Linked DNA regions of Homo sapiens: region 1 is linked to region 2. The links are chromatin loops, found by intact Hi-C in ENCODE. Cell type or tissue: PC-9. All regions are shown on one strand. Each heading gives the region's core, and the rest is flanking DNA. Links, peaks and the distances in the headings are about the cores only. Region 1 has its middle 9.0 kb from the start of HSPB8. Region 2 overlaps PRKAB1-AS1 (PRKAB1, TMEM233 and CCDC60 antisense RNA 1).

Region 1 (5,386 bases), core at 117-5,116, 490 kb before region 2:
CCTCACTGTGTGTCTTTGTGTAGTGACCTAACCTCTCTGAGCCTCAGGTTGCTTATCTTTCCAATGGAAATAGTAAAAGAATCAATCTTATAAGACTGCTGTGAAGATTGGTAGAGGTGATGCCTGGAAACGACTTAGCAAAGTGTCTGACTGAGTGTTAGTTCCATTGTTACTGATCATTTAAAAAAAAGGGAGGGGTGGGCGTGGTGGCTCACACCTGTAATCCCAGCACTTTGGGAGGCTGAGGCAGGCAGATCACCTGAGATCGGGAGTTCGAGACCAGCCTGACCAACATGGAAAAACCCTGTCTCTACTAAAAATACAAAATTAGCCGGACACATGCCTGTAATCCCAGCTACTTGGGAGGCTGAGGCAGGAGAATCGCTTGAACCCAGGAGGCGGAGGTTGCTGTGAGCCGAGATCGTGCCACAGCACTCCAGCCTGGGCAACAAGAGCGAAACTCCATCTCAAAAAAAAAAAAAAAAATGGGTGGGGGGTGGGGGTAGATGCTCAGTCGCCTATGTAAGCTCATGATAATTTCTGGGAGGATTTCAGGTCACCTTGGCAAAAGATAGAACAGTGTCTTTTCCTACCTTTCATCACCGACAACACCAGATTCTCAAGAGAGGCACTCCCACCTGCCACCCTCCATAAGGATCTCTTCCTCTCAGAAGGATCTAAAGCCTCCGGAGAACTTGGCAATCTCCCTATGTAGATCCCCACCCTGATCTTTCATCAACATCTTCCACCCAAGTTGCTCTAGCATGAATCCATCAGTGGGAAGACACTGGGGCACTGTTCAGGCCTTTCCACCCATAGTGGGTTTACAAAACAGGTTTACCACTCCCTTGGAACGCTGTCACTCCACCATTGTATAGCTATGGCCAACCTATAGCCAGATGACTCATGGAAATTTTTCTTTTGGTCTTTTTTTTTCCCCCTTTGCCATGGAAACTTGTCAAATGTTTTCTGAAGGTATAACACCGTGTCCCTTAATACACTCTCAAATTGAAAACTAAAATAACACAAATCACATCAAATAGAGTCATATTGCCAAATGGAAAGGGGTTGGAATAGATGTACACACATACACACACACACACACACACACGCACACACACACACTGAGCGAGAGAGAGAGGATTTGTTTCTTCCCTTCAGTCTCTCTCACCTCAAAACCTATTTCTAGATCAAGGTATCTTAATCTAAAGAAAACCGTGCCCTCCTGCGCTTGGGCTTTGTAGAGTCTGTGAATCATTTGAAATTCCAAGCCAAGTTTTCTGTATTAAAATATCAGCATTTCAGTGCAGAGGAGGTATATATTTCCACCAGTTTTCCAAGGGATTCAACTCAATGAAACCTTCAGGATGCTTCCGCAAAACCTATCTTCATTCTCTCCAGATGTGGTGGAGTTTCTAGTTGCCTTCCAATAGCCATTCCCTCTTCATCCATAGTAATAAAAAACCCCAATTTATAACTGGGATTATAGCCACCCAGAATAAAGACTGCATCTCCCAGCCTCCTTTGCAGCTAGGGGTGGCCATAGCTGCAAGATGTCTGAGCTATAGACAGAATTCTTGGTGGTAGTGTCCAGAAATTTTTATGAAAGAGATTTGTCATGTGCTTTTTCCGTCTTCATCCCTTCCTTTTTCTTGCTGGCTGGAATGTGGACATGATTGCTGGAATGCATGCGACTCCCTGATTCATGAGGTGGCTTTGGGAATAGACTCCATATGGATAAAGCACTAAGATAGAAGCGGTCTCCAGCTTAAGGACATGGTGGAGCAGGGACACATATTAGCCTCAGACAGAATCTCTCTGGACTTCAATGTTAGGAAGAAATAAATTTATTCTCTTGTTTCAGCCACTGTTATTTTGACTGTCTGTTGTTCACAGCTAAAGCTACTCACAACTCAAATTCTAGGTGAAGCTAAGACAGTCCCCAGAAGGAATATCTTGTTCATCTCTCCTTCTCCATCTCTATACATCCTCCCCAGCTCCTCCAGTCTTCCTCCTGCTCCCAGAACAAAGCTTGAGAATGCTCTCAGCTGAACGCTCCTAAGAGCTGTCACTCCCAGACCTAGAAGAAGCTGTTTTCAAAGCAGTTGTCTGGCAGCAAAGTCACCAACTGGTCAAACCAGATTCTGCTCTGACTGCAGAGGTTTCTGGGAAAGGGGCCTCAAGATTACAGACCTTCCAGCTCTCCCTTTTGCAAAGATCTCAGAGCCACCCTCTGTATAAGGGGCTCATGTTGGAATTCTTCATAAATGCTCCAAACGGAGAGGAACATGTACCAGTTTCCCAGCCAGGCTCTAGACAGAGGAGGCAGAATGATTTACCCCTTAATATAATTTTAGCACTGGGAAAGTTCTTTTAAAGCAATACCAACAACCACAAAATTACAGAATTAGGAAGACTCTCCATCAGAATAAGCCAGGTTATGCTACAATAATAAATAAGTCCAAAATTTCAATGCCTTGAAAGAGCAAAGAACTCTTTCTCACCCGTGTCCATTGTGGGCCAGCAGGGTCAGTCTACTTGTTACTGATGTTGATGACTGTGATGTTGATGATCATAGGGCAGAGAGAAAAAGAACTCACCCGAGGGTCCTGCCTAGACACAGCCAAGATGCTCCCATGGGCTCCCAAGGTGCTTTGAACTGGCAGTGACAGACATCACTTCTGCTCACAACTCATCGGCCACAACTAGTTATATGGCCCCATCCAACCACGGTGGTATCAGGAAGTGCATTGCTACCTCACAGGTGCCCAGAAAGCAGGAGGAGGAAGAGAAACCAGAAATGTTTGGCAAACAGCACTAGTTACAACCTCAAACCACCCATTTCATTGAATCCTGACTATGGGTCAGGTACTGCTCTAGGTGGCAATGATACAGCCGTGAACAGTTAGACACAAGTCCCTGCCCTCTGCCCACATGGAGCTTACGTTCTAATGGAGGAAGCAGAGAAACAAATAACTAGAGATGTAAAATGTAACTATCAGTTAATGGCAAGTGCTGTGAAGAAAAGTAAACCAGCTAATGTGAGAGTGTGACTTACTAAGTCGTTAGAGAAGATTTCTCCGAGCAGTTGAAATTTAAGTAGAGACACAAATGAATGAAGAGACCTGCCTTATGGAGGGGGAAGAGTGTTCCAGTCTGTGGGAACAGCAGGCAGGAAGACCTTCAGGCAGGAACATGCTTGACTCTTCCATCTGAGGGTCAGAAATGGGGACCCTATGATTGAAGCCCGTGACCAGGGAGTGGGTATTAGCAGGAAATCCAATGAGAAGGGTAACCAGGAGCCTTCCTTTTTTCTTCATAAAATTTTGTAGTATTGTCACCAGAAATGGGTCCTGATCCAGATCCCAAGAGAGGGTTCTTGGATCTCACACAAGAAAGAATTCCAGGAGAGTCCATACAGTGAAACAAAAGCAAGTTTATTAAGAAAGTAAAGGGGCCAGGCATGGTGGCTCACGCCTGTAATCCCAGCACTTTGGGAGGCCGAGGCGGACGGATCACGAGGTCAGGAGATCGAGACCATCCTGGCTAACAAGATGAAACCCTGTCTCTACTAAAAATACAAAAAATTAGCCGGGCGTGGTGGCAGGCGCCTGTAGTCCCAGCTACTCGGGAGGCTGAGGCAGGAGAGTGGCGTGAACCCGGGAGGCGGAACTTGCAGTGAGCCGAGATAGCGCCACTGCACTCCAGCCTGGGCGACAGAGCGAGACTCCGCCTCAGAAAAAAAAAAAAAAAAAGGAAGTAAAGGAATAAAAGAATGGCTACTCCATAGGCAGAGCAGCCCTGAGAGCCACTGGTTGCCCATTTTTATGGTTATTTCTTAATTATATGCCAAACAAGGGGCAGATTATTCATGAGTTTTCCCGGAAGTGGGGGGGAAGGGCAATTTCTGGAACTGAGGTTTCCTCCCCTTTATAGACCATGTAGGTGTAAATATAACTTCCTTACGTTGACATGGCATCTGTAAAGTGTGATGGCGCTCGTGGGAGTGTCTTTTAGCATGCTAATGCATTATACTTAGCGAATAATGAGCTGTGATGACCAGAGGTCACTCTCATTGCCATCTTGATTCTGGTGGGTTTTAGCCGGCTTCTTTACAGCAACCTGGAACTTTGTGACCTGTATCTTGTGCCGATCTCCTATCTCATCTCAAAGACCTTGTGACCCAAGGTCTTTGTGACCTGTACCTCGTGCCAACCTCCTACCTCATCCTGTGACAGAATGCCTAACTTACTGGGAATGCAGACCAGCAGGTCTCAGCCTTATTTTACCCAGCCCCCATTCACCATGGAGTTGCTCTGGTTCACATGCCACTGACGGTATCTGAAATTCTTTCTATTGTTTATTTATTTTGTGAACCCCAAAAATCTGAGACATGTCTCAGTTAATTTAGAAAGTTTATTTTACCAAGGTTGAGGACACGCCTGTGATACAGCTTCAGGCGGACATGTGCCCAAGGTGGTAGGGGCACAGCTTGGTTTTATACATTTTAGGGAGACAGGAGACATCAATCAATATGTGTAAGATGTACATTTGTTCAGTCCGGAAAGGTGGGACAACCAGAGGACAAGGCGGGACAACTCAAAGCAGGGCAAGGGCTTCCAGGTCATAGGTAGATAAGAGACAAATGGTTGCATTCCTTCCAGTTTCTGATTAGCCTCTCCAAAGAAGGCAATCAGATATGTATATATCTCAGTCAGTGAGCAGAGGGGTGACTTCGAATAGAATGGAAGGCAGGTTTGCCCTCAGCTGTTCACAGCTTGACTTTTCCCTTTAGCTTAGTGATTTGGGGGACCCGAGATTTATTTTCCTTTTACAATCCGTTTATTGATACACATGAAAGCAGGGACTTTTGCCTCATTTACTGCTTCATCTCTAGCCCCTCGGCTAGTGCTTTCCAAGTGAGAACGTAACAATTATGGAATGAATGAATCCGTGAGTAAATGAACAGACTGTGTCTCCCACTCCCCGCATCTGCTCCTCCTCACATGTTCACTGAGTGGCACCACCATTCACCCCGTTGAAAGGTCTGAAAACCGAGACATTCATTTGATCCAAACTTCTCTCCCCCTCTCATCGCAATCAGCACTCAAAATGCTCCTGCTTCTTTAATAGATCATGATTTTATCCACGCTTTACCGCTCCTCAGCCAACAACCCAGCCAAGGTTGCCATTTCACTGGGACCACTACAACAGCCTCCTAACTGGTCTCCCTAAAGCCCCCAAAAGATCTTCTCCAAAAGCAGACGATGATTTTCCTGGAACTCAGTTCTCATCACAGCACTCTCCTCCTCCAAACAGTTCAATGGTTCTTCAGTGTGCTCGGGACAAAGTCTAACCTCTTAATAGAGTCTGCAAGGTCCAATGT
Region 2 (5,386 bases), core at 256-5,255:
CACAGCTGGCCTGAATTATTCAAACTATCCAATCCTAAGCCCTAATCATCCCAGGGTCAGGTGTCAGACATTTAGAGACTACCCCCCCCAACCCCCTATAGCCCACAGCTGGCCTGAATTATTCAAACTATCCAATCCTAAGCCCTAATCATCCCAGGGTTGGGTGTCAGACAGTTAGGTACGACACCTATAGCCCACAGCTGGCCTGAATTATTCAGACTATCCAATCCTAAGCCTGTTCAGCTGCTTACCTTGCCTCGCCCATTCCTCCTGGCAAAAACCACAATAAAGGCTTTTTCCTAGGCTTTCTTCTCATCCTCTCTGGCTGTGACCAACCTCAAAGTTCTCTCCTGTGGTTCTGCATGGCATGGCGGGCTCCTGCCCCTTGGGAACTGTATTAGACTGTTCTCACACTGCTGTGAAGAAATACCTGATACTAGGTAATTTATAAAGAAAAGGGGTTTAATTGACTCACAGTTCCCCATGGCTGGGAAGCCCCAGGAAACACAATCATGGCAGAAGGAGAAGCAAACAAATCCTTCTTCACAAGGAGGCAGGAGAGAGAAGTGCCAAGCAAAGGGGGAAAAGCCCCTTATAAAACCATCAGATCTCATAAGAACTCACTCACTATCAGGAGAAGAGCATAGAGGTAATCGGCTCCATGATTCAATGACCGCCCCCGCCAAATTCCTCCCACGACACGTGGGAATTATGGGACCTACACTTCAAGATGAGATTTGTGTGGGGACACAGCCAAAGCATATCAGGAACTGTGAGCAATAAAACTATATTTTTAATGGCAATGGTCTTCCGATCCATTGGCCTTACCATACATGAATAAACCCAAAGTCCCAGGTACATTCTAGAACAGTATATCCTACAACATTTTAAAAAATACATTAAGGAAATGATAGATTCAGTACCTTAAGGCAGCAGTCCCCAACCGCCAGGCCACGGACCAGTACCATGGTACGTTAGGAACCAGGCCGCACAGCAGGAGGTGAGCAGTAGGTGAGCAAGTAAGGCTTCATCTGTATTTACAGCTGCTCCCCATCGCTCACATTACTGCCTGAGCTCTGCCTCCTGTCAGATCAGTGGTGGCATTAGATTCTCACAGGAGCACAAACTGTATTGTGAACTGCGTATGCGAGGGATCTAGGTTGCATGCTCCTTATGAGAATCTAATGCCTGATAATCTGTCACTGTCTCCCATCACCCCTAGATGGAAGCATCTAGCTGCAGGAAAACAAGCTCAGGGCTCCCGCTGTTTCTACATAATGGGGAGCTGTGTAATTATTTCATTATATATTACAATGCAATAATAATAGAAAAGTACGCAATAAATATAATGTGCTTGAATCATCCCAAAACCATCCCCCCAACCCTAGTCCATGGAAAAATTGTCTTTCACGAAACCTGTCCCTGGTGCCGAAAACACTGGGGACCACTGCAATATAGTACATCTGTGCAGCAGTAGTTTTGCATGGTGGCTAAGAGCATAGACTCAAGAATTAAATTTCCTGTATCTAAATCCTGGCTTCACCACTTACTAGCTTTGTGCCATTGGACAAGTTACTTCTCCACTTGTGCCTTAGTTTTTTCTTATGTAAAGTGGGGATAATAACAAAATGCACCTCTTAAAGCTTTATAAGAAGTACATGGCTTAAAGCAAGGAAAGTGCTTAGGACAGTGGCAGGTGTACAGTAAGCACTCTATACATAGACCTCTTCTTGTTATGAAATCTGCAGTCATTACAAAACTGAGGTGGCGGGACATGGTGACACACAACTGTAGTCCCAGCTACTCAGGAGGCTGAGGCAGGAGGATCACTTGAGCCCAGGACTTTGAGGCTGCAGTGAGCCATGATTGCACCTGTGACTAGCCTCTGCACTCCAGCCTGGCAGCATAGCAAGACCCTGTCTCTTTTAAGAAATTTTTTTTTTACTTAAAAATTTTTTTAATTAAAATTTTAAAATGAGGTGGAGCTGTATATGCTGATATGGAAAGATATGCTAAGGAAAAAAAGTACTAATTGCTTGCATTTTTAAAGAAGAGCGATGTAAGTACTTTTTCTATAGTTATAATTATAGGAAATTATAATTATAATAATTGTAACAAAATATACCCCCAAAAAGTATACAAGAAACTCTCAACAAGTTATTTGAGGGGAAAGGAATTAATGATGTAGGAGAAGGTGTAAGGGAGACTTTTGTTTTTGATTCTGTACCCCCTCCCATACTGCTTGAAGTTTTTAACCATGTTCATCCATACTTTAAAATACATACATTTAATTTTTTGAAAGGCCATAGGAATAATCTTTGTTGCTCTTTATTGCCACCTAGGGGATGCTAGGGGCATTGCCTGCCATGATCACTCATTGCTGTTAACCCTATTGACTATTTAATAATTGATTCCACCTTCTTGATTAGTACGTTACACCCAGCAAGTCATGGCTTCCAACTTTCAGATTTTTATTGAGTTTTGTAACAATAAGAAACATGGTTGGGAAATTGATGCTCTTTTGAAAAAAAAGAAAAGAAAAAACAAACATGGATTCGTAGTTAGAAAATTTTTTATTTTTTTAATTTTTATTTTTTAAAATATAATAAAGATGGGGTCTCGACAGCTTGCTCAGGCTGGTCTTAAACTCCCGGACTCAAGCTATCCTCCCGCCTCGGCCTCCCAAGCTGCTGAGAGCCACTGCATCTAGCCTAGAAAATTTAATAGATATTAAAACAATTGAACACCTAGTTTGTTCTCCCTCTCTGAATGACCATTCCAGCTTTATACTTATAATCTAGATCAGCCCAATCCATTGGCCCACCCAAAATGATTTCATCCCTCACTCAATGATCTGTCCGTGGTGGCTAAAATGTTGACATCTGTCTGGTTGCCTGCATTTGAATGCTGGTTTCATGACTTTCTAGTTGTGTGACCTCGAATAAGTCACTTCATCTCTCTGAGCCTCATTTTCTCCTGAAAAATGCAAGTGGTAATAATAGTAGATCCCTCAAAGGACTGTTGGTGGCATTACATGAGTTCATACATCAAACACAATGCCGAGTGCATAATAAGGATTGATAAACAACTTTCACTTTAACACCTACAATCTCCAAATCTCAACTTGATTGTCACTTCCTTCAGCAAGCCTCCTCTGACCTCAGGACTTGGTCACATCCTTCTCACTAGGTCACACTTCTCCTTCTTAGCGTTTGTCACAGAAGACTGTTGGATGATTGTTCGATTAATTTCTCTCTTCCCTACTAGATCGTAAACACTCAGGACAGAGCCTGGGTTTGATTTTGCCCACAATTCTCTCCCCAGTGTCTACCACAGTGCCCGGTGGATAGGAGTTTTTGCCATGAAAAAGTTATTGATAAAGAAATGAATTAATGCAATTAGAAAACTGAAGGCCTCTGAAAAAATCAATATTAACTAGAACAAGTGCCATGAACTAGTTAGGTTCTGATGGGCTAGATGACATGAGTCATGAGACACTTACAGGGAAGGACAGGGTGCGGAGAGGTTTATTTTGTAAGACAGTTGCAGAAAATAAATTGGAAAAAAGATAAACTGTACACCTCTACCATTTGTTCTAGGACTAACCCTATTTTCTTTGAGGTAAAATTCATACAACATAAATGTTAATTTTAAAGTAGACATTTTTAAGTGAACAATTCATAGGCATTTAGTACATTGACAATGTTGTGGAACCACCATCTATGCCAAGTCTTAAAACATTTTCATCATTCCAAAAGAAAGCCCTCATTCCCTCTTCCGCCAAGCCCGTGGTCACCACCAGTCTGCTTTCTATTGACATGGATATATCTATTCTGTATATTTCATATAAATGGAATCATATAATATATGACCTTTTGTGTCTGGCTTATTTCACTTAGCATAATGTTAATATTTTTGAGGTCATCCACATTGTAACATGTAACAGTACTTTATTCCTTTTTGTGATAGAAGAATATTCCACTGTATGAACATACCACAATTTGTTTATAATTCATTTTGTTATTGTTGTTACAGAGTCTTTCTCTGTCGCCCAGGCTGGGGTGCAGTGGCACAATCTCAGCTCACTGCAACCTTCGCCTCCCAGGCTGAAGCAAGTCTCATGCCTCAGCCTCCCAATAAACTGGGATTACAGGTGTGCGCCACTACAACCAGCTAATTTTTTGTATTTTTAGTACAGATGGAGTTTCACCATGTTAGCCAGGCCGGTCTCGAACTCCTGGCCCCAAGTTGATCTACCCACCTCGGCCTCCCAAAGTGCTAGGATTACAGGTATGAGCCACTGTGCCAGCCTACAAACTCATCTCTTGGTGGACATTTGGATTCTTTCCACCTTCTGTCTATTATGATAATGCTGCCGATCCCTGTTTTTTAAAAGTCTCCATGGTTCATCATATCAAGAAGAATGATAATCTCACAGTACCCTGGACCAGAAACCAAGACATAAGATCCAAATTATGATCTATGACCACTAACTTTTTCTATAATTCAGCAAGCTATTGTCCCTCCTCATCTGTAACCTATGTGGTTGAACTAGGATTTTCATGCAATTAGTGTGTCTTGGGAGGTGTTTCTGAGTATTTATTTGGAAGGTGCTCCTAAAAAGAGATAAAGAAAAGGAAAGGAAGATAATCAATGAATTCCTTGATCCAATTACTGCTGTGGACATCTAGGGTGCATTTCCACTGGGGACCTCTGAGACACGGTAGGGAATATATCTTAGTTATACGAGAGCTAAAAAGAAATTATTTAGACAGTTAGTGAGGGTAAGAGAGTCCTCAGTAAGGTTTTTCTTTTAATAAAAACGCAGTCTCCAAATCATTTCTTTTTTTAACAAAAAGCAGCCTGAAAAATCAAGCTGCAAGCATAGATAAGCAAGCTAGAGGCTTGCATAGGTAAATACCAGCAGCTGTGCCAATAGAAAACAGATAGCTGGAAACCAGGTATATTCAACATGGAGGTTCCCTCTTCCCTTTTCTTTGTTGCCACGTGTGCAGATAACATGGCACCAGCCAGGTTTTTTAAAATTCCATTTGCATAATAAAAGATTAGAGTGGGATGACCAGCCTCTTCACGGGCTATGAAAATGGCACATCTGGTCCAACCAATCCACTACACCCCATGTAAATCATATACCATCTCCTCACGCTCATCCCTAAAACCAACCACACCTTGCCCCAAACCAGGGAAACCCACTCAGGACCCCTTCTTCTGCATGAGGAAGCTCTCTTCCTTCTTTCATCTATTTAACTTTCCACTCTTAAACCCACTCCTTGCATGGCCATGTCTTCAATTTCCTTAGCATGAGACATCGAACCTCGGGTGTTACCCCAGAAAAATGACGCTGCTTCATTAGAGTTAGCACATC

What was found. Peaks named below come from ENCODE experiments on the same cell type or tissue, not always from the same donor. Only the 100,000 strongest peaks of a DNase experiment are listed, where the experiment ranks them.
Region 1: a loop joins it to region 2, with 11 times the contacts of the local background. A loop is called at or near these places in 1 of 110 quality-filtered maps.

The regions. Positions count from the first base shown.
Region 1 is chr12:119,167,240-119,172,625 of GRCh38, forward strand. No RefSeq gene overlaps it. Among named protein-coding and RNA genes, the nearest start is that of HSPB8, 9.0 kb to the right of the region's middle. In PC-9, for the core only: no CTCF peak of the experiment used is centred there; DNase peaks (open chromatin) are centred at 2,132 and 4,282.
Region 2 is chr12:119,657,141-119,662,526 of GRCh38, forward strand. All of the region lies in intron 1 of PRKAB1-AS1 (PRKAB1, TMEM233 and CCDC60 antisense RNA 1), which reads right to left. Among named protein-coding and RNA genes, the nearest start is that of PRKAB1-AS1, 8.3 kb to the right of the region's middle. In PC-9, for the core only: a CTCF peak has its summit at 2,345 (motif pointing left); no DNase peak of the experiment used is centred there; H3K27me3 peaks cover 362 bases.